2 separate regions of the Homo sapiens genome follow, and region 1 is linked to region 2. Evidence: read pairs that join two places in POLR2A ChIA-PET (ENCODE). Cell type or tissue: OCI-LY7. All regions are shown on one strand. Each heading gives the region's core, and the rest is flanking DNA. Links, peaks and the distances in the headings are about the cores only.

Region 1 (4,258 bases), core at 259-4,258, 350 kb after region 2:
ACCCTCTGATGGGGTCCCCCTTGCTAATGACCTCCATTCTCCTGACCTACGTGTACTTCGTTCTCTCACTTGGGCCTCGCATCATGGCTAATCGGAAGCCCTTCCAGCTCCGTGGCTTCATGATTGTCTACAACTTCTCACTGGTGGCACTCTCCCTCTACATTGTCTATGAGGTGGGCCCCTGGGATGCCGGGCTTTAATTTCTGTCAGCAGGATAAGGAGCAGGCCATAGAGCCAGAGCATGGCATTTCTCCTTTCCAGAGAGGTTCAGATCCATGTCCTCAGCTAGCGAAGGGGAGGGATGGCTGGGAAGGGAGAACTCTGGTGGTCTAATCCACATCCCTTCCCAGTTCCTGATGTCGGGCTGGCTGAGCACCTATACCTGGCGCTGTGACCCTGTGGACTATTCCAACAGCCCTGAGGCACTTAGGGTAAGTAGGGGCTGGGGCTAGGTCATAAGCAACCTGGTAGATATGACCAGTTTGGGGCCTGTGCTCAAGGCCCAGTTTAGGGAGGCTCTTAGAATAGTGTATGAGGTCCTAAGGCTATCCCAACTTCTTGCAGATGGTTCGGGTGGCCTGGCTCTTCCTCTTCTCCAAGTTCATTGAGCTGATGGACACAGTGAGTAGTTATATGAGATGTGAGAACTTGAGGGGAGAATGAGGTGGAGAAGCCCAGGTTCTGAATCCCCTTCCCTCACTCTTCTCTCAGGTGATCTTTATTCTCCGAAAGAAAGACGGGCAGGTGACCTTCCTACATGTCTTCCATCACTCTGTGCTTCCCTGGAGCTGGTGGTGGGGGGTAAAGATTGCCCCGGGTGAGTGGTGAAGGCCACTATGGGAAAGGGTGGGCACCAGAGGCTGGACTCTGCTGACCCTGTCTTATTGTCCACTCACAGGAGGAATGGGCTCTTTCCATGCCATGATAAACTCTTCCGTGCATGTCATAATGTACCTGTACTACGGATTATCTGCCTTTGGCCCTGTGGCACAACCCTACCTTTGGTGGAAAAAGCACATGACAGCCATTCAGCTGGTGAGGGGCTTGGCCTGACTTACCTATAACCATCCCCCCACATTCCTAGCCTGGATCCTGCCTTTATCCAGTCTGTCTCACCTTTGACCCCATCTCTCCCTACTCAACGTTTGTCTCTTTCTCTACCCCCTCTTCCCCTCTAGTCCTCTCACTATTCCCTCTGACCCTGGTCTTTCTCTATCCTAGATCCAGTTTGTCCTGGTCTCACTGCACATCTCCCAGTACTACTTTATGTCCAGCTGTAACTACCAGTACCCAGTCATTATTCACCTCATCTGGATGTATGGCACCATCTTCTTCATGCTGTTCTCCAACTTCTGGTATCACTCTTATACCAAGGGCAAGCGGCTGCCCCGTGCACTTCAGCAAAATGGAGCTCCAGGTATTGCCAAGGTCAAGGCCAACTGAGAAGCATGGCCTAGATAGGCGCCCACCTAAGTGCCTCAGGACTGCACCTTAGGGCAGTGTCCGTCAGTGCCCTCTCCACCTACACCTGTGACCAAGGCTTATGTGGTCAGGACTGAGCAGGGGACTGGCCCTCCCCTCCCCACAGCTGCTCTACAGGGACCACGGCTTTGGTTCCTCACCCACTTCCCCCGGGCAGCTCCAGGGATGTGGCCTCATTGCTGTCTGCCACTCCAGAGCTGGGGGCTAAAAGGGCTGTACAGTTATTTCCCCCTCCCTGCCTTAAAACTTGGGAGAGGAGCACTCAGGGCTGGCCCCACAAAGGGTCTCGTGGCCTTTTTCCTCACACAGAAGAGGTCAGCAATAATGTCACTGTGGACCCAGTCTCACTCCTCCACCCCACACACTGAAGCAGTAGCTTCTGGGCCAAAGGTCAGGGTGGGCGGGGGCCTGGGAATACAGCCTGTGGAGGCTGCTTACTCAACTTGTGTCTTAATTAAAAGTGACAGAGGAAACCACGGAGGCTGTGTGTATACGTATGTGAACAGAGGAGGTGGGGGAACACAACACGCTTAGCCCTGTCCACAAACAAGAGGGATGGATGGTCCAGGCTCCCACAGGACATATCTAGCTCTCTGATCCCAGTAGAGTAGAGCCCCTAGGAAGGCTGCTGGGACATAGGTCATGAAAGAAGAAAGGCATTAGCTGAAACAGATTTAAAAAAAAAACATGAAGGGAGACATGACTTTATTAGAAAAATAAAAAACAACTGAGGTGATGGGTTGGTCTTCAGCGGATGCCTTGGTGGATGAGGCTGCTTTTGGCTGCACTGGCCTTCTCCCGCTCCCGCCGCCGCGCAGGGTCCAACTCAAAACAGCGCCATAGCCTCAGGGTCTCATCTGCTGCTGCGGATGCCACTGTGGCCCCATCTGGGCTCATGGTCAGACTCAGGACCCGGGATGTGTGACCTGGAGCAAATGAGAACAGTACATACGAATGCTGATGCAGCCATAGCCATAAAGGAGGCACTGGGCCACCCACCTACCTTTTTGTTTTTTTTGAGACTTGCTCTGTCACCCAGGCTGGAGTGCAGTGGCGCAATCTTGGCTCACTGCAAGCTCCGCCTCCTGGGTTCATGCCATTTTCCTGCCTCAGCCTCCCGAGTAGCTGGGACTACAGGTGCTTGCCACCACGCCTGGCTAATTTTTTGTGTTTTTTAGTAGAGACAGGGCTTCACCATGTTAGCCAGGATTGTCTCTATCTCCTGACCTCATGATCTGCCCGCCTCAGCCTCCCAAAGTGCTGGGATTACAGGCGTGAGCCACCGTGCCTGGCCTCCTCCCTTTTTTTTCAATGGTGTTACTGAGATATAATTCACACACCATAAAATGCATCCTTTTAAAGTGTACAGTTTAGTGATTTTTAGTATATTCACAAAATTGTACAACTGTTAAAACTAATTCTAAGACATTTTCAACATTTCCCATTACCCTCTCTCAGCCCCTGGCAACCATTAATGTGTTTTTTCTCTGGATTTGCTTATTCTGGACATTTCAGTCATACATTATGTGGCCTTTTATGTCCGGCTTTTCACCTAGCCACTTACCTTTGAGTTCAGCCACCTTGGCCATGGTTGGGTACTTCCAAATAACTAGCTGGTTCTGTGCAAAGCCATGGCCTGAGATGAGCTCCTTGTAATGGGGAGACCAGAGGATGGAGCACACCTGTGGAGAGGAGCTGGTGTGGGCATGACATATAGCCAAGGCTACTTAAATCAGAACTGAGCCCATTCTAGTGTTAGGCACCCTGCCACATGCTCCAGACTCAGAGTTGAATGATCATAGTCCATACAAAAGTTCCTTGAGAGGCAAATTATAGACACTCGCTGATGTAACCATTTTTTACCTTTACAGTGGGTTTACTGGGACTTAAATCAGGGAGCATCTGTATTATCCATTGGATAGATGAGGAATCAATCAGAAGGAAGTTCAATAGGTTGCCAAAGGTCACATTCAAGTTTAGTAGATGACAGAGCCAGAATTTTAACTTGGGCCATCTGGCTCTAGAGTCCATATCTACAGTGAAGGCTGAATGTGGGGGGAGTGGAAGGAGAGAGCCTCAAGTATCTTTCTAATGGATTTGGATTATATGCCATAAGTGATGGGAAGCCATCACAGGTTTAAGGACAGTACAGTATAACAGACCACAGCATGGAGGATGCATTGCAGGAGATAACAAAGAATGCTTGACACCAGTGAGGAAGCCATTGTAGTGGGCCTCCACTTGGAAGGATGAGGCTGAGGGGAGGGGACAGATGTCAATGATATTTTGAGGTAAAACTGATAGATCCTGGTGAGGAGGATGAAAAATTCTAGGAGGTTTCTCAGATTTCTGAGCAGGTTCTGCCATTCCAAAGCAATGTGAGACAGGAAGGAACACATTTCAGGGAGGCAAGGGGAAGTGACAAGGTTAATTTGGGACAGATCAAGGTGGTGGTGCCTATAGGACATAGGATTGGAGATAGCCACAGACTGTTGGAAATGAAGCTCATGAGTGAGAGCTGAGTTAGAAGTTTGGGAATCACCAGGGCATAGAGTTGGTGAAGCCATTGGAGTGAATGTAGTTGCCCGGTAAGAATGCATGTGGGAGAGGCAGGAACAGGCAAAAGATTACCTGGGAATGGGCATCCACGGCACTCAGACAGGCCCCAGAGCACACATTCCAGATGCGAATGTGTCGATCACTGGTGCCCCCTCCTGTTGCCAGGACATTGGACTGCCAGGGACACCATGCTACGGCCTAGATGGAATAAAGGTGG
Region 2 (16,924 bases), core at 7,005-11,004:
ATACATGAGGGGGCCGGGTATGTGGCTCACGCCTGTAAGCCCAGCACTTTGGGAGGCCAAGGCAGGCAGATCACCTTAGGTCAGGAGTTCAAGACCAGCCTGACCAACATGGTGAAACCCTGTTTCTACTAAAAGTACAAAATCAGTCAGGCGCAGTGGCACATGCCTGTAATCTCAGCTACTCAGGAGGCTGAGGCAGGAGAATCGCTTGAACCCAGGAGGCGGAGGTGGCAGTGAGCCGAGGTCACACCATCGCACTCCAGCCTGGACAAGAGCGAAACTCTGTCTCAAAACAAAACAAAAAAAGAGCCAGGCACAGTGGCTCATGCCTGTAATCCCAGCACTTTGGGAGGCTGAGGCGGGCGGATCACCTGAGGTCGGGAGTTCGAGACCAGCCTGACCAACACAGAGAAACCCCGTCTCTACTAAAACTACAAAATTAGCTGGGTGGGGTGGCACACGCCTATAATCCCAGCTACTTGGGAGGCTGAGGCAGGAGAATTGCTTGAACCTGGGAGGTGGAGGTTGCAGTAAGCCAAGGTCATGCCATTGCACTCCAGCCTGGGCAACAAGAGGGAAACTCCGTCTCATTAAAAAAAAAAAAAAAAAAAAAAAGGTTTAATTATAGGTACTTCATTTCTTTTCTTCTTTTTTTTTTCTTTTTAAGAGACAGGGTCTTGCTCTGTTGCACAGGCTAGAGTGCAGTGGTACGATCATATCACACTGCAGCCTCCAACTACTGGGCTCAAGTGATCCTCCCACCTCAACCTCCCAAGTAGCTGAAACTACAGGTATGCACTACCACACCTGGCTGATTTTTTACTTTTGTAGAGACAAGGGTCTCATTATGTTTCCCAGGCTGGTCTTGAACTCCTGGCCTCAAGCAATCCTCCTGCTTTAGGCCTCCCAAAGTGCTAGAATTATAGGCATGAGCCACTATGCCTGGCCCAGTACTTCATTGCTTTTTATTGCTGAATACTATTTCATCCTAGGAATATACCATATTTTATTTATCCATTCATCAGCTGGCAAGACATCTGGGTTGTTTCTACTTTTTGGCTGAATAACGCTGCTATGAACATTCACGTATACATTTTTGTATGGACATACTCTTGGGCATATACCTAAGAGTGGAAGAGGGTATGTAACTAGAGCTGTGGTTTGAACATGTCCCCCAAAAAAGCATGTGTTGGAAACTTAATCTCCAATACAACAGTGCTGGGAGGTGAAGCCTAATGAGAGGTATTTAGGTCATGAGGGCTCCACCCTCATGAACGGATTAATGCCAATTATAAAAGGGCTTGAGGCTGTGAGTTCAGTCTCTTTCTCTCTCTCCCTCACTCTCTCTTGCCCTTCCAGGTCCTGCCATGAGATGATACAGCAAGGAGGCCCTCACCACATGCCAGCCCCTTGATCTTGGACTACCCAGCCTCCAAAACTGTAAGAAATAAATCTGTTTTTTATAAATTATCCAGTCTTAGCTATTGTTATAGTAACACAAAATGGACTAGGACACCTAGAATGACATCTACTGGTTGTATGGTAATTCTATGTTTAACTGCTTGAAGAAATGACAGCGTGTTTCCCAAAGTGGCTACACATTTTACATTCCCAACAGCAGTGAATGAGCATTCCAATTTCTCCACATCACCAGCTCTAACACTTATTCTTTTTTTCTTTAAGAGACAGGGTATCACTCTGCGGTCCAGGCTGGAGTGCAGTGTCATGACCTTGGCTCAGTGCAGCTGCAACCTCCTAGGCTCAAGCGATCTTCCTGCTTCAGCTTCCTCAGCAGCTGGGACTACATGCCTAGCCAATTATTCTATTTTTTGTAAAGATGGGGTCTCACTGTGTTGCACAGGATGGTCTCTAACTCCTGGGCTCAAGTAATCCTCCCACTTCAAATCCCAAACTGGTGGGATTATAGGTGTGAGCCACTGCTTATTCTTTTTTTTTTTTTTTTTTTTTTTTTTTTTCTGAGACAGAGTCTTGCTCTGTTGCTCAGGCTGGAATGCAGTGGCATGATCTCGGCTCACTGAAACCTCCGCCTCTCAGTTTCAAGTGATTCTCCTGCCTCACCCTCCAGAGTAGCTGGGATTACAGGCATATGCCACCATACCCGGCTAATTTTTGTATTTTTAGTAGAGACGGGCTTTCGCCATGTTGGCCAGGCTGGTCTCCAACTCCTGACCTCAAGTGATCCGCCCACCTCAGCCTCCCAAGCCACCGCTTATTCTTTTTTTTTTGAGACAGAGTTTCACTTTGTTGCCCAGGCTGGAGTGCAGTGGCATGGTCTTAGCTCACTGCAACCTCAGCCTCCCAGGTTCAAGCAATTCTCGTGCCTCGGCCTCCCATGTAGCTGGGATTACAGGCACCCGCCACCACACCCGCCTGATTTGTTTTTGTATTTTAGCAGAGACGAGGTTTCAACATGTTGCCCAGGCTGGTCTCGAACTCCTGAGCTCAGGCAATCCGCTCATCTCGGCCTCCCAAAGTGCTAGTATTACAAGCATGAGCCACCGTGCCTGGCCCCAAGCCACCGCTTATTCTTATCTGCTGTTTTGATTCCAGCCACCATAGAGTGTGAGGTAGCATCTCATGGTAGTTTTGATCTACACTCCCCTGAAGGCTGATGATGTTAACCCTCTTTCTATGTGCTTATTTCTTTACTTCTTATTAGCCAATCTAGCATTACGCCAATTCTCTGTAATAGTTAAGTAATTCTTACATTAAACCTTATCTGTTCAAATTACCATGTGATTTCTCTCTTTTAATTGGATCCAGACTCCTGCAAGATGAGTAGTCAGTGACTTCCTGAGTAGAAATCAAATGATCTACAATGGTTTTAAAAACAGAGAACAGAAGAGTAAAGCTGAAAAATACTTTGTCACTGGCCAGGTACTCCCTTTAGAAGCAGGTAAGAGGCCTGGTGTGGTGGCTCACGCCTGTAATCCCAACACTTTGGGAGGCCAAGGCAGGCAGATCACCTGATGTCAGGGGTTTGAGACCAGCCTGGCCAACATGGTGAAACCTTGTCTCTACTAAAAATACAAAAATTAACCAAGCGTGGTGGTGGGCCCCTGTAATCTCAGCTACTTGGGAGGCTGAGGCAGGAGAATCATGTGAACCTGGGAGGTGGAGGTTGCAGTGAGTCAAGATCACTCCACTGCACTCCAGGCTGGGTGACAGAGTAAGATTCCATCCTAAAAAAAAAAAAAAAAAAAAAAAAAAGATGTAGCAGAAGGATAAAAACACGTATGGGAACTTTAAACACCTTTAACTCAAACAGTGGCTTTTTTCTGTTGAAGGAGGGAGAAGAAGGGAAAAACACATTAGGAAGGCTTTCAGTAAAAATGTAATGTTCTCTTTATTTAAAAAATAAAAAAAAACTCAAGCAAGATGGCATATTAAGATTTAATGATAGACAGGCGCAGTGGCTCACGCCTGTAATCCCAGCACTTTGAGAGGCCGAGGCGGGCGGATCATGAGATCGGGAGATCGAGACCATCCTGGCTAACACAGTGAAACCCCATCTCTACTAAAAATACAAAAAATTAGCTGGGCATGGTGGCGGGCGCCTATAGTCCCAGCTACTCGGGAGGCTGAGGCAGGAGAATGGCGTGAACCAGGGAGGGATAGCTTGCAGTGAGCCAAGATCGCGCCACTGCACTCCAGCCTGGGCGACAGAGCAAGACTCTGCCTCAAAAAAAAAAAAAAAAAAAAAAGATTTAATGATAGAGCCGGGCGTGGTGGTTCACGCCTCTAATCCCAACACTTTGGGAGGCCAAGGCAGGCAGATCACCTGAGGTCAAGAGTTCAAGACCAGCCTGATCAACATGGAGAAACCCTGTCTCTACTAAAAATACAAAAATTAGCCGGGTGTGGTGGCACATGCCTGTAACCCCAGCTACTCGGGAGGCTGAGGCAGGAGAATCGCTTGAACCCGGGAGGTGGAGGTTGCAGTAAGCCAAGGTCATGCCATTGCACTCTAGCCTGGGCAACAAGAGTGAAACTCCGTCTCATTTAAAAAAAAAAAAAATTCATGATAGGTATAATTATTTGTTCTGTTCTTGTATGTGTAAAATACATCATTAGAAAATACAGGCCAGGCACGGTGGCTCACGCCTGTAATCCCAATACTTTGGGAGGCTAAGGTGGGCATATCACTTGAGTTCAGGAGTTTGAGACCAGCCTGGGCAACATGGCAAAACCCCATCTCTACAAAAAAATACAAAAGAAAAAAAAATTACCGGGGCATGGTGGTGTGCACCTGTAATCCCAGCAATTCAGGAGGCTAAGGTGGGAGGATCACTTGAGCCCAGGAGGTCAAGGCTGCAGTAGCTGTAACTGCACCCCTGCACTCCAGCCTAAGCAACAGAGCAAGGCCCCACCTCAAAAAAAAAAAAAAAATTAGAAAAGAAAAAAGAAAAACAAAATATAAATGTTCCCTTTCCTTGCTATTATTTCTGAGACTTTACATGTTTTAGGCCTATGCAGTAGTTCCATATTGTTTATCTGCTCATGTATTTTTTCAGAAAGGAAAGACATATTTTAGAAAAACTATGCTGGACTATTGCAAAGTAACTATGCTGGAACTATGCTACCAGCTATGCCATCTTATCAGTCCCAGCAAAAGTCATTGTTACACACCTGAGTAAAGCAGCGGACACACAGGGAGTGGTGCCTGCCCTCAAGGAGCAGGGTGATTCGTGCAGTTATGGAATAAACAAGGAACAGATGTTATGAGATTATGGGAATTAATAATTGTCTGGGAGGCTCAGGAAAAGCTTCAGAGGCGTTGCCTGAATTAAACTGACTCTGGGAAGCTGAAGCAGAAGGGCAGGAGAGGGATTACAAGCCACGCTAAGGAGTCTGAAATTTATCCCATTGGCAATGAGGAACCACGTACATAAACAAATGACGTAAATCTATGTTTTAGAAAGGTTGCTCGTGTAGCAATATGGAGAACTGACTGGAGAAGGCTAAGCACAGAGCAAGAAGAAGCCATTATAACAGCCCAGGCCATTTGCCCTCAAAGAGGGGATGTACGGGATGTACACCTCGAAGGGCACTCAAAGTGATTCAGCAGGGTATTGGAAGAAAAATACCACACCTCCTATTTATAAACCTCTCTTGGTGTTTAATTTCATGGACACCGGCCTCCTCATGCAGTCCCTAAGTCAGATGTCTGTCGCACATGAGGTTCAGGAAGACTCCTCAGGAAGTGTGAAAATTCCACAGTGTAGAGTGTGTGGTACCGCCATTCACTCATTCACGTCCTAATGTAGTACGGTTCATGTAGTACAGATGACATCAATATGGTTAGTTCCGTAAAAATTGGATGTTAAAAAGATTTTTTTATGGAACACTTCATAAATTTGTGTGTCATCCTAATCTTCTCTGTATCGTTCCAATTTTAGTATATGTGCTGCCAAAGCAAGCCCGTAATAGGATCTTTTAAATAGGATCATAACTAAACTTGACAATGAGACAGCGAGAAACTCTGAAACCTGCACCACGAAAAAGTTTTCCAGTTATCATGTCACCAAGTGCTTATAAGAGTTCTAGAACTTAAAGAGCAGTTACATAATTTTCTTCTACAAAAATGTTGTTGTTCTCAGTTTGGTGACCTTTCCTGGGATGGCAAATGTAAACAGTATGGCACCTAGCAGATACTCCAAAAATACACACAGCTGCCCTTCCAAAATAAACATCTATTTCGGTTGGTGCAAAAATAATTGTGGTTTTTGCCATTAATATTATCAGAGGCTAGAAACTAGCTGTTTTTTAAAGAAAACTGTTGAGTGCATTTTGAAAATAGACGTTTTTAATGTTTCCATTCTTATGTTGTTACCAGAAGGATATAAAAGTCACACAAAAACTCGTAACTATATACCAGCAGTTCTCAAAGTGTAGTCCAAGGACCCTCAAGGGTCCCCAAGACCCTTTTAGGGGGTCCATGAGTTTAGAACTATTTTCACAATCTAAGACATTCTTTGCCTTGTTCACTCTCATTCTCTTATGAGAGTCCAGCAGTTTTCTAGAGGTTATATAACATGATGAGGTGACCACGATTCTTCTCACAGTTAACAGTATGCATGCTTGTGGGTTATTGTGATTTTTGAGACAGGGTCTCACTCTGCCACCCATGCTGAAGTGCAGTACCATGATCACAGCTCATTGCAGCCTCAACCTCCTAGGCTCAGGCAATCCTGCTGTCAGCCTCCCTAGTAGCTGGGACTACAGGGATGTGCCACCATGCTTGGCTAATTTTTTAATTTTTTGAAGAGATGTAGTCTCACTATGTTACCCAGGCTGAACTTTTTTTTTTTTTTTAGACAGAGTCTCACTCTGTCCCCCAGGCTGGAGTGTAGTGGCATGATCTCGGCTCACTGCAACCTCTGCCTCCCAGGCTCAGGCAATCCTCCCACCTCAGCCTCCCAAGTAGGGGGTACCAGAGGCATGTGCTACCACACCTGGCTAATTTTTTTGTATTTTTGGTAGATATGAAGTTTCACTATGTTGCCCAGGCTGGTCTCAAACTCCTGAGCTCAAGTGATCCCCCTACTTCAGCCTCCCAAAGTGCTGGGATTATAGGCGTGAGCCACCGCGCACAGCCATGAACATTTTTTATCATTTTTTTTTTGTACTCAGTGATTTTTAAAACATTAAATATCGACAGACAATACTCACAAACATGAAAGTTATTTGGGAATACTCAATAATTTTTAAACTTTAAGGGAATCCCGAGACCAAAGAGAACAACTGCTACATTCTTTAAATCCTCAGTAACAGAATTTCCTGATTTAACATATTCCAAACAAAAGGGTTCAGTGAGTTTTTAAGCTGTGTTAAAAATACATAAACATGCCACCTTTCAGTTACTTTGCAAGAAAAACTGACATCAAGGAAGAGGAAATTTATGATACATAGACAAATAATGGGCCAAGGCAGTAGATGACATTTCATCAGAGTAACATAAATTAAGTTCTACAGGAGTTGAGAGAGGAGGAACTCATGTCAAGCCAGGATGATCATATAAAGAATCTAATGGAAAATAAATATGAATTAAACTTCCATTACTATCTTTAAAAAAATCATCAGAAGATGACTGAGGAGGAGCAAAATTTCAGGGGGAAGAAGTCAGCAATGACAGGCCGAGGAGAAGTGTGTATGTTTTAGCAACCCCATCTGATGAGTATATTATGGTCACACACATTTGTGTCACTTCTGAGCAAGGGTTGGGAATAGCTAAATGCCATATAAACTGTTGGCATTTAAGCAATGTTTAAATTTTTTATTTTTGGAGATGGAGTCTTGCTCTGCTGCCCAGGGTGGAATGCAGTGGCGTGATCTCGGCTCACTGCAACCTCCGCCTCCCAGGTTCAAGCAATTCTCCTGCCTCAGCCTCCAGAGCAGCTGGGACTACAGGTGCACGCTGCCATGCCCAGCTAATTTTTTTTTTTTTTTTTTTTTTTGTATTTTAGTAGAGACGGGGTTTCACCGTGTTGCCCAGGCTGTTCTGGAACTCCTGAACTCAGGCAATCCGCCCACCTCGGCCTCCCAAAGTGCTAGGATTACAGGCATGAGCCACTGCGCCCAGCAACAATGTTTAAATTTGTATGGGATTTTTTTTTTTTTTTTGAGATGGAGTTTCCCTGTCTTGTCACCCAGGCTGGAGTGCAGTGGCACGATCTCGGCTCACTGCAACCTCCGCCTCCCGGGTTCAAGTGACTCTCCTGCCTCAGCCTCCTGGGTAGCTGGGATTACAGGCGCCTGCCACCATGCCCAGCTACTTTTTGTATTTTTAATAGAGACGGGGTTTCAACACATTGGCCAGGCTGGCCTCGAACTCCTAACCTCAGATAATCCACCCACCTCGGCCTCCCAAAGTGCTGGGATCACATGTATGAGCTACTGCACCCGGCCCGTATGGCATTCTTATCAACTGTCTCTTTTTGATCTCAGAGTAATTCCCTTATGCCTAACACTCCCAGCCTAGCATCATCCATCACTTAAAATGCATATCCTTGTTAGTAAGACCTAAAATAAATGCAAAAATAAAACCACAACGTGGCTGGCCGTAGTGGCTCACGCGTGTAAACCCAGCGCTTCGGGAGGCAGAGCTGGGCAGATCACTTGAGCCCAAGAGCTCGAGACCAGCGTGGGCAATATGGTGAAACCACATCTCTATAAAAAACACAAAAAATTAGCTGGGCGTGGTGGTGCGTGAGTGCCTGTGGTACCAGCTATCTGGGAGGCTGAGGTGGGAGGACCACCTGAGCCTGGGAGGTTGAGGCTGCAGTGAATCGTGATCATATCATGCCAGTGCACTCCAGCCTGGGTGATAGAGTGAGTACTTTTCTCAAAAAAAAAAAAAAAAAAAAATCCCACAACGTTGGCATCTTTAGGTAGTGAGATTTAAGACTAGTGATCACCTACCATGAACCAGGTAATATACTAAAGATTAGAAATATTATAACTGTTTTTTATTATTAAACTATTACTTGTATAGATCTACTAATAGCTCAAGACCAGGCTTTTTACACCTATTCCCTCCAATCCTCAGAGCAACCTGGCAAGGTAGGAATTTTTGTCCTCATTTTCCAAATTTGAAAACCAAGAAGACATGACATTCTGAAGCCTATCCAAGGTGACACAATAGAAACTGGCCAGGCTATGACTGAAATCCTGGTCTGCTGCTCATCTAGCCCTAGGAAGCACACAGACATGCCGCTCACATGTTGCACCAGCGTAACTATCCTTCCGTCCAGTCTTACCTCATTCTAACCTTCATCCTGCATAAATATTTTATGACTCTTGTGTAGTAGGCATGGTACTATGGATGCAAACCTCAGAACTCCCCATGTGAGGGAAATAGCTATTCACTATTCTGCCTCTTCCACACAGTGATGTTCCTGAAAGGCAAAGCTGACAAAGTAGTCACTTTCTATCTTCAAATCCTTCAGTGGCACCTAATCACCTTCAGGATAAAGCTCTAACTTCATAACTCACAAAGACCTTCACAATCTATTCTTGACCGATTTCTGCAGCCTCATTTCCCACACACTCCCCCAACAGGCTCCATACTCCTGCCACACCAGTGTCTTTAGGATGTAGCCACATTCTTTGCTTCTAGGCCACAGCACACATTGTTGCCTGTGTGAAAAGCCTTTTAAACCCATATCCACCCAGCTAATAACTACTGATTTTTCAAGATGTAGGTCAGATGTGAACTTCCCTAGAAAACCAGTACTCATATTCCCCACGATATCAGGTGCGCTTTTAGAAGATCCCACAAGACCCTCAACCACAGCCCTTGTTATAATGTATTCTGCTTCTGGTTATAATGTATTCTTTACTTGCTTCTGGTCCTACTAGACTGGAGGTTCTTTGAGGCCAGGGACATGTCCTTCATACCTATCAAGCCACCACCTAGCACAGAGCCTGGCAGAGCTTATGTTCAGTACACATTTGTGGATGATGAGAGCACCTGGTCTAGTAGGAGAGAAAGAAATGTATACACTCACATAAAATATGAAAAATGTGAAAATAAGAGATCGTAGGGATGCTGTCCAAGGGAGAAAAAAGGTGGGGAAATCCAGGGGAACCCTTCTACCTGTATTTCTGAGGGCTCCTTACCTGATTTCTCAAGTTTCTTCTAACCTTGCTGCAGCTGGTTAGAAGCACTGTGATCATGAGTGCTTACTGTGAACCACGTGCTCTGCAAAGCACTTTACATGAACTGACTTGTTTAATTCTCACAACTGCCCCATGCATTTCACTGATGAGGAAACTTAGGCTCAAAAATAAGATTCCTGCTTAATGTCAGACAACTATTAATAGTGGAAGAGCCAAGATCTGAACCCAAATCTGTTTCCTGAACCAGGGCTCCAACCAGCACTGTTTCTATTGTCTGTCAAAAGTGAAACCTCCTCCCCAAATACCAAGTTTGCTAGGTTCAATTAAACCAGTAAGGTTAAACTAAGATTACTTTTTAATTTTAACCATTTGAGTGAAAATGCACCTAAAATTATTACACATTTCCCAATTTCTTATAAATTGAATACCCTGAATATAATTTAACTTTTATTTTTTGCTATCTCAGAACCATTGCTGTATTTGTTACTAAGAATGCTGTAACATAGTAAGTTTTGTAAAAGACATTCCTCAGGAATGACTGTGTCATAACTCGGATGTAACAGATTGCCCTTGTATCAACACCCTTGGCCTGTGAGCATTTACAAGTGCTTGGAAGAGTTTTGACTCTGAATCTACCATTACCCCATGCCTGGTTAGAGCTATTATTTCTTGCTACTGTCAATGTTTGTCTCTAGCAGCCCATCTGATGTGCTACCTCTAATCTTCAATGGGCTGTGATACCCCAGATGAGGTAGTAGTCATTAGTGCTATGCACCAAATATTTCTGGCTCTTTGCTTCCCAGACATATGCTAACACTGAAATTCTCTAACCTTCTTTAAAGTTAGGCATGGCTATGTGACTTGCTTTGGCCAATGAAAATGTGAATGAAAGTGGCATGTGCCATAGTGGGACAGAAACTTGAAAAGCCAGTGTCCACTTGACCACTATCTTTTCATTTAATCAAAATGGTCATGGCAGTACCATATTAAGATGGAGTTTCTATCAGCCTCAGTTCCTGAGTAACTGTGAAGAGTTTCCTGTACACTCATGCTGGACACGTCACATGAATGAGAAGTCAAGTTTTGTTCTGTTACGCCACTGAAGTCTTGAGGTTTTTGTTAGTGCAGCCTAATCCAAGCTATCTATGTCAATACAGATCTCTCAGTAAGGGATTCTCTCACATAAACAACTTTATTTATAGATTTTAATGATAAACATTTTGTTTGGATAAAGAATTATCTCTGCATCCATCCTGATTCAAAGCTATTTTCAATATAAAATATATTTGCCAAGTACCTACTATGTACAAAGTTGGATGATGAAGAGGACAGTCTATGTCTTGAAATAGCTTCAGTCTTATACTGTGGGTAGAAGCAGGATTTAAGGCAATTATCGCAAAAAGGCAGACTCTAATGTTATGGTGGTTTAAACTTAAAGAAGAGAGACAGCTCATCTAGATGGGAAGAAAAAGTACAGATAAGCTTCACAAAGGAAGTTCCGTATCAAATGGCCCTGAAACATACGTAAGAACAATTAAAGTCAAGGAGACTATTTAAGATAGAAAAAGCCAACATGAGCAAAGATACAGAGCACAAACAGCAAAGCACAAAGAGCAAATAGTTCCATTGACCTGGAAAATATAACAGAATGGCAAGAAATCAGTTTGCCCATATTGCCCATGCCAGGCTGGTCTGTGCCTAACGCAACAGATAATGGGGAGCCATTCAAAGTCCTGGCTGGAGAAGTGACAAACTTGGAAGTGATGGCAATACACATGATGGATGGAAGGAAAAAAATGTTAGGGGGTTTCTGTGGTAATTCACAGGAATGGTCCAATGGCCCCAGATCAGTGTGATGACAGTAGGAGTGAAAAGAAGCAGATGCCAGGCTAGGTATGGTGGCTCATGCCTATAATCCCAGCACTTTGGGAGGCTAAGGTGGGCAGATCACTTGAGATCAGGAGTTCAAGATCAGCCTGGCCAACATGGTGAAACCCCGTCTCTATTAAAAATACAAAAATTAGCCGGGTGTGGTGGCACACGCCTGTCGTCCCAGCTACTCAGGAGGCTGAGACGGGAGAATTACTTTAACCCAGGTGGTGGAGGTTGCAGTGGGCTGAGATGGGGCCACTGCACTCCAGCCTGGGCAACAGAGGGAGGCTCTGACTCAAAAATAGAAGCAGATGCCAGAAACAGTGTGGAAGTAGGGTCAACAAGACCTGGCACCCAACCAAAAACACGGGGAGAAAAAAAGAAGAAAAGTAAGAATAAACTTGAGGTGCCGCTTCTGGGTTGAGAGAACTGTTATTCCAAGTAGCTGAGGTGAATCAGAAAAGCGACAATGGGCTAGGTGTGGTGGCTCACGCATATATTCTCAACACTTTGGGAGGCTGAGGTGGAGGATTTCTTTCTTTCTTTTTTTTGACCGAGTTTCACGCTTGTTGCCCAGTCTGGAGTGCACTGGCGCGATCTCGGCTCATTGCAACCTCCACCTCCCGGGTTCAAGCGATTCTCCTGCCTCAGCCTCCCGAGCAGCTGGGATTACAGGCGCCTGCCACCACGCCTGGCTAATTTTTTGTATTTTTTTTTTGGTAGAGACGGGGTTTCATCATGTTGGCTAGGCTGGTCTCGAACTCAAGGTGGGAAGATTTCTTGAGCCCAGGAGTTCAAGAACAGCCTGGGCAACATGACAAGACCCTGTCTCTACAAAAAAAATTTTTTTTAATTCTCCAGGTCACCTGCCTGTGGTCCCAGCTACTTGGGAAGCTGAGGTGGGAGGATCGCCTGAGTCCAGAAAGTCAAGGCTGCAGAGAGCCACATTCACTGCACTCCAGCATGGGTGACAGAGGGAGACCCTGTCTCAAAAAAAAAAGAAAAAAGAAAAAGTGACAATGACAAGTAAAGTGTTACTGTATTCCTGATAGTTAGCTACAGCTTCCTTTGAAGTAAATTCTATTACTTGTTTACTCTTTGCACCACACAGGACAAAGGTACCTCTTGGATTAATGCCATCAACCTACCTTTTGTGCAACCTCATATCCTGCTTTTTCTGCTAAGAAACCCCCTGGAACCACCCATGAGCATCTCAGGTTCCCCTGCACCTTTGTCATCCTCACTTTCTCATCTGCTCACTTCTTCCCCTTCATACAGCCGGCTACCCACTCTTCATGACCCAATTCAAGCCTCAGCTTCCCTGTGAAACCTTCCTCAAACACATGGATTTCTCCTTTTCTCGGTTTCTCAGAGTACCTACCATCTTGGAATTCTAGAGACCATATCACAGTTATCATTGTCATGTGTGTGCTTTATTCCCTCAAGTATATTATAGGCCCATTAGAGCAAGTTTCTTATCTTAAATGGTTTTGAGTTTCCCCTCAGTCAATGCCTTGCATAAAATATGTACTCAAGAGGCGTTCCATTGATTGATACAAAGTCTGTTAGTCTCTGAGAACATGAATGTCTTGTTTCATCGTTAACATTTTATTTTTATTAAACCATGGTTAGACAGTTAGACACGCGAAATGGAGAGATTCACCACTTAATATCTCAAAATATCCTTAAGAATCTCTAATCATAGGAGGAGCTGTATTGCCTTAAGAGATTATTTGAAAGTATCATTTGGCTATAAATTTCTGTGCCAGCTTCCTTTTAATCCTCTGTTGACTTGAAAGTACACCAAACATTTCAGTGATCATCTCTACAAGATAATTCTGCCTTAGAAACAACCTAATTTGTCATGGGGACTATCTTACTTTTAGTAACCTAATAAGAGTTTTTTCCTACCTTAATGTCCAGCTATCTATAATTCACAGTACATCCACTGAAAAGTTTGAGTATTTTACTTTCTGAGGTAATAGCCGCCTTCACTGGTCCTTCCCTCAATTAATTACATTCAGTTATCAGGTTTCACTCCTTCCTCATACGTGAAGGAAACATAAATGAGGCTTACTGAGGAATCATAAAAATGGACATTGTTGTAAAAAGGAATCCAAAATGTTCATGGGACACTCTCCTAACCAAACCTGCCCTCCTCACTAAGATATTTTCTCTTGCAAGCAAAAGCACCGAGGACACAACGGGGGAAAGTGCCAGAAGGAAAGGAAGCAAGAGAGGCGTACTTTGCCGATCAAACTGACCCCAGTTCTGGCCCCCGCTAGAGCAGTAAGCAATGACAACCGCTACCCAAACGCTGCCGATTCCCGCTCAGGCGCTCCCTGGACTTTTCTTTCCTTTTCCCACAGCAGGGCCCGAATGACGGTGTCCGTGCTCTGCGCCAAGGTGCGCAGCGCTGCGGGGTTTCACACGGAGATGATCTCAGACCTCCTGGCCTGCGTCCGGCCGGCCTTTCCCCCAGGCTCGGCGGCCCCCACCCAGGAGAGGTCATCCAGGTACTGGGCCCCCAGCCCGAAGGACGACTGGGCCGTGCCCCGACCCCGCCTTCCCGGGCACTAGCGCGCGGGCTCCGCGCCCCGCCCAGCCCGGGACCCGCGGCCGGCGGGGGAGGGGCGGGGCGGAGCGGCGACCGTTATTCGCGGTCAGCCATCGCGCCCCGAAGCGCACTGGGCAGGCCCTTACCACAGCGGAGAGGGAGGCAGGGGGGAGGTGGCGCCCGGCCCGACGCGGGGCAGGAAGGCGGAGGCAGCGGCGTAGGCGGCGGCGACAGCCGCGGGGGACCCCGGCGGGAGCCCACAACGCGCTGGGCTGCATGGGCGCCGCCATAGTGGGGACGCAGCGGCGGGCGGAGCGCGCGGCCGCGACCCGGTCGGGCGCCTGCGACCAATGGGCTCGCGGAAGCCGGGCGGAGCGAGGGCCTGGCCAATGCGGAGCTGCGCTGCCCCGAGCAGCCCAATAGACGCAGGAGCCGCGGATTTGCCGTCCCGCCCACCCCGCCTACCACGAGAGCAGTGCTGCGGCGAGTGCGGGGCGAGAGGTTCGCGCTGGTGGAGCACCCCAGCTTGCAGGTTCAGCGTGGGTGTCTCTCCCGGGCACATCGAGCTGTCTAGAGGAACCCTCTTCCCCTGGCTTCACGGCCCAGAGGACGCACGGCTCTCTCCCCTCGAGAGCGTGTTTCGTCGCCCGCGCGGGGAACGCAAAGTGCTAGGGTAGTCACGGCCACTTCACGCCGAGGGACATCTCATCTCGCCCTCCAGGTCGTGAGCGCACCCATTCCGCTCACTGAGGCCGAAAGCTTCGGACCTCCGTGGGCCCTGGTGGGTAAGGGGGCACGGGGGTGAGCGTTAAGAGACTCGTAGAACATTTTTAGTCCGCGCGTGGCACAAGGCCTCCAAGCCCCACGTACACTTTGCAGCCCTCCCACTCCTTTTTCATTCCTGCGGCTGAGCCCTGGTGTTATCCGCCTGGGGCGGAATTTAAAACTTAATTCCTCAACAAAGTCGGGGTGGTCTTTAAACTGCAACCTTGGATCCAAAGGCCCTACCTTACAAAGGGAAGGCAGTTTGCCCTACAAAAAGGCTTCTGGGAGGAGCTGCCTAAGGCAGGAAGGGACTGGCAGGCCGGGAGGTGCCGCTTTTGGCTGGGGCCAGTTCTCTTGAGGTCGACCCGACTGCATAGGCAGCCAGTAGGGGAGAGAACGGGCCGGTCTGTGTGATTTGGATCACCTGAGTTGCAGTTTCCTAAGAGTTATTAGGTTGACCAAAAAAAAAAAGTGCAGTTTCTGGAAAACTGGTCAGCTGTTGAGTAAAAACTGCTGGGATTAAACCCAGCGCCCACCCCTGGAGGCAGTGGGGTCATCGAGAAAGGTAGGGATCCTGTGTAAAAAGGCTGGTGAAGTGTTCCTCTCTTCCAAAGATGTATGGATTAGTGTTCTCTCACCAATCCACTAAGGCCTGGTTCTGCCCAGCCTCCCTTGCTACATCCCCTGGGAATCCCCAAGTGGAGTGTGGGCAAAGAAAAAAAAAGGCCAACTTCCCTCCCTGGGCCCCAGGAGGGAGCTGACATAGAAAAGATCACCTCCTGCACCTCCCTTTCTCCACAATGAGATACCAAGTAGCAACCACCTCTCAACCCCCAGGGACACAAGGAAGCATCCAGAGCAGCTGAACTGACCTAAGCCTCTCCTGCACCTGGACAGGGCCATGCCACAGGAAGTGCCTGGCTGTTTAAGGGCCAGCCGGTGCAGCTCCGGGGCACCCAAGTCCTGCACCTATTCATTGCCCCCCTCCCTGCTCTGTGGTTCCCCATCCTTGTCCACTTTGACCTCAGGGATCTACCAGCCAAAGGAGATTGGGTCTTCCTCCAGGGAAGCTTCTCACCAACTAGACAGCTCGGAGAGCAATCTGAGGATCCCACTGGAGGTTGAGTCCCTTGCTTTTCAAGCACCTAAAATGCACCCATCCTTCCCACTGGTTCCACAATTTGTATAGAGCACAGATGCTGGCATGAACTTAGGCCAGTTCAACAAAGATGTATCAAATGGGGCAGCAGTGAGAGATACTCTGTTGAGAGGACTCATTGGTCTGGTGCTTCCTCTGTTACCTCATCTTGCCCGTCTCTAAGGCAGAGCAAGCACAACAAAGAGGTGCTCAGAGCCAGAAGTGTCCCTGCTCCCATGACCCACCATACTTGGCCTAATACAGAGCTTGACAAGCAAAGGACCCACTCTCTGGAACTTCCTAGGGAATGCCTTACTGATTTGTCTTAAAATACACAGCCCCGCTCCAGAGCCTATGACTCTAGATACACCCCCCAGCCTGACGTGGGCCACGTGGGCTCCTTGGGGCAGACAGCCAATCCTCTGCTCAACACATTTTATTGCTAAGGACAAGGTGATGCACCAGTTTTCAAAATAATTTGGTTTATAGTGTTCATACGTAACAAAAAAGGGGAAGTATTATAAATCTGATTCTTGTATACACAGGGTATTGGTGTGAAGCCCTCCAATCCTGGGCCCAGGCAAACAAATTCTTGAGGAGCAAAAACCTGTTTAACCCCTTCAGTATTGCCCTCTAGTCCCACCCCCCACCCCAAAATCAGCTCCCTCCCACCTACAGTGGGCCTCCAATGGCCCCAGTTTTTTCATCCTAACCCTCCCAGCCCCTGCATGATTGCAATTTTCTGTTGACAGAATCACCCACCAGGCTCTGCCTGCTTCCATCATTAAAATCCCCGATTCAGGGTAATCCCCACCCACACCCTGTAATACTTTGCCACAGGGGCTCTGCACCTAGAGTGTTGTGGGCACACACCCATGTTATCCCCATGTTCTCCTTTAGGGGAAGACAAAGAGGTGGCATCAGCTCCTTAGCATCTCAATACTGCAGCT

Evidence for each region. Peaks named below come from ENCODE experiments on the same cell type or tissue, not always from the same donor. Only the 100,000 strongest peaks of a DNase experiment are listed, where the experiment ranks them.
Region 1: POLR2A ChIA-PET joins it to region 2 with 5 read pairs; 3 of 35 experiments call an interaction of 5 or more read pairs at or near these places.

Annotation. Positions count from the first base shown.
Region 1 is chr1:43,361,101-43,365,358 of GRCh38, reverse strand. CDC20 (cell division cycle 20) reads right to left here. Exons shown (of 11, transcript NM_001255.3): 9 at 4,114-4,239; 10 at 3,047-3,164; 11 at 2,156-2,408. The coding sequence ends at 2,230. ELOVL1 (ELOVL fatty acid elongase 1) reads left to right here. Exons shown (of 8, transcript NM_022821.4): 3 at 1-173; 4 at 351-431; 5 at 565-621; 6 at 712-817; 7 at 899-1,035; 8 at 1,222-1,958. The coding sequence ends at 1,443. MIR6734 (microRNA 6734) reads left to right here and starts at 644; the gene lies at 644-711. In OCI-LY7, for the core only: no CTCF peak of the experiment used is centred there; no DNase peak of the experiment used is centred there; H3K4me3 peaks cover 1,107 bases; H3K27ac peaks cover 722 bases.
Region 2 is chr1:43,704,987-43,721,910 of GRCh38, reverse strand. It overlaps ST3GAL3 (ST3 beta-galactoside alpha-2,3-sialyltransferase 3), which reads right to left and starts at 14,375. Exons shown (of 12, transcript NM_006279.5): 1 at 14,218-14,375. It overlaps ST3GAL3-AS1 (ST3GAL3 antisense RNA 1), which reads left to right. Exons shown (of 4, transcript NR_125986.1): 2 at 1,360-1,440; 3 at 2,785-2,917; 4 at 12,376-12,519. It overlaps KDM4A (lysine demethylase 4A), which reads right to left. Exons shown (of 22, transcript NM_014663.3): 22 at 16,393-16,924. KDM4A-AS1 (KDM4A antisense RNA 1) reads left to right here and starts at 14,570. Exons shown (of 5, transcript NR_033827.1): 1 at 14,570-14,852. It also overlaps the pseudogene LOC124904721. RefSeq lists silencers at 13,908-13,957, 13,988-14,487 and enhancers at 14,618-14,697, 14,423-14,940. In OCI-LY7, for the core only: no CTCF peak of the experiment used is centred there; no DNase peak of the experiment used is centred there.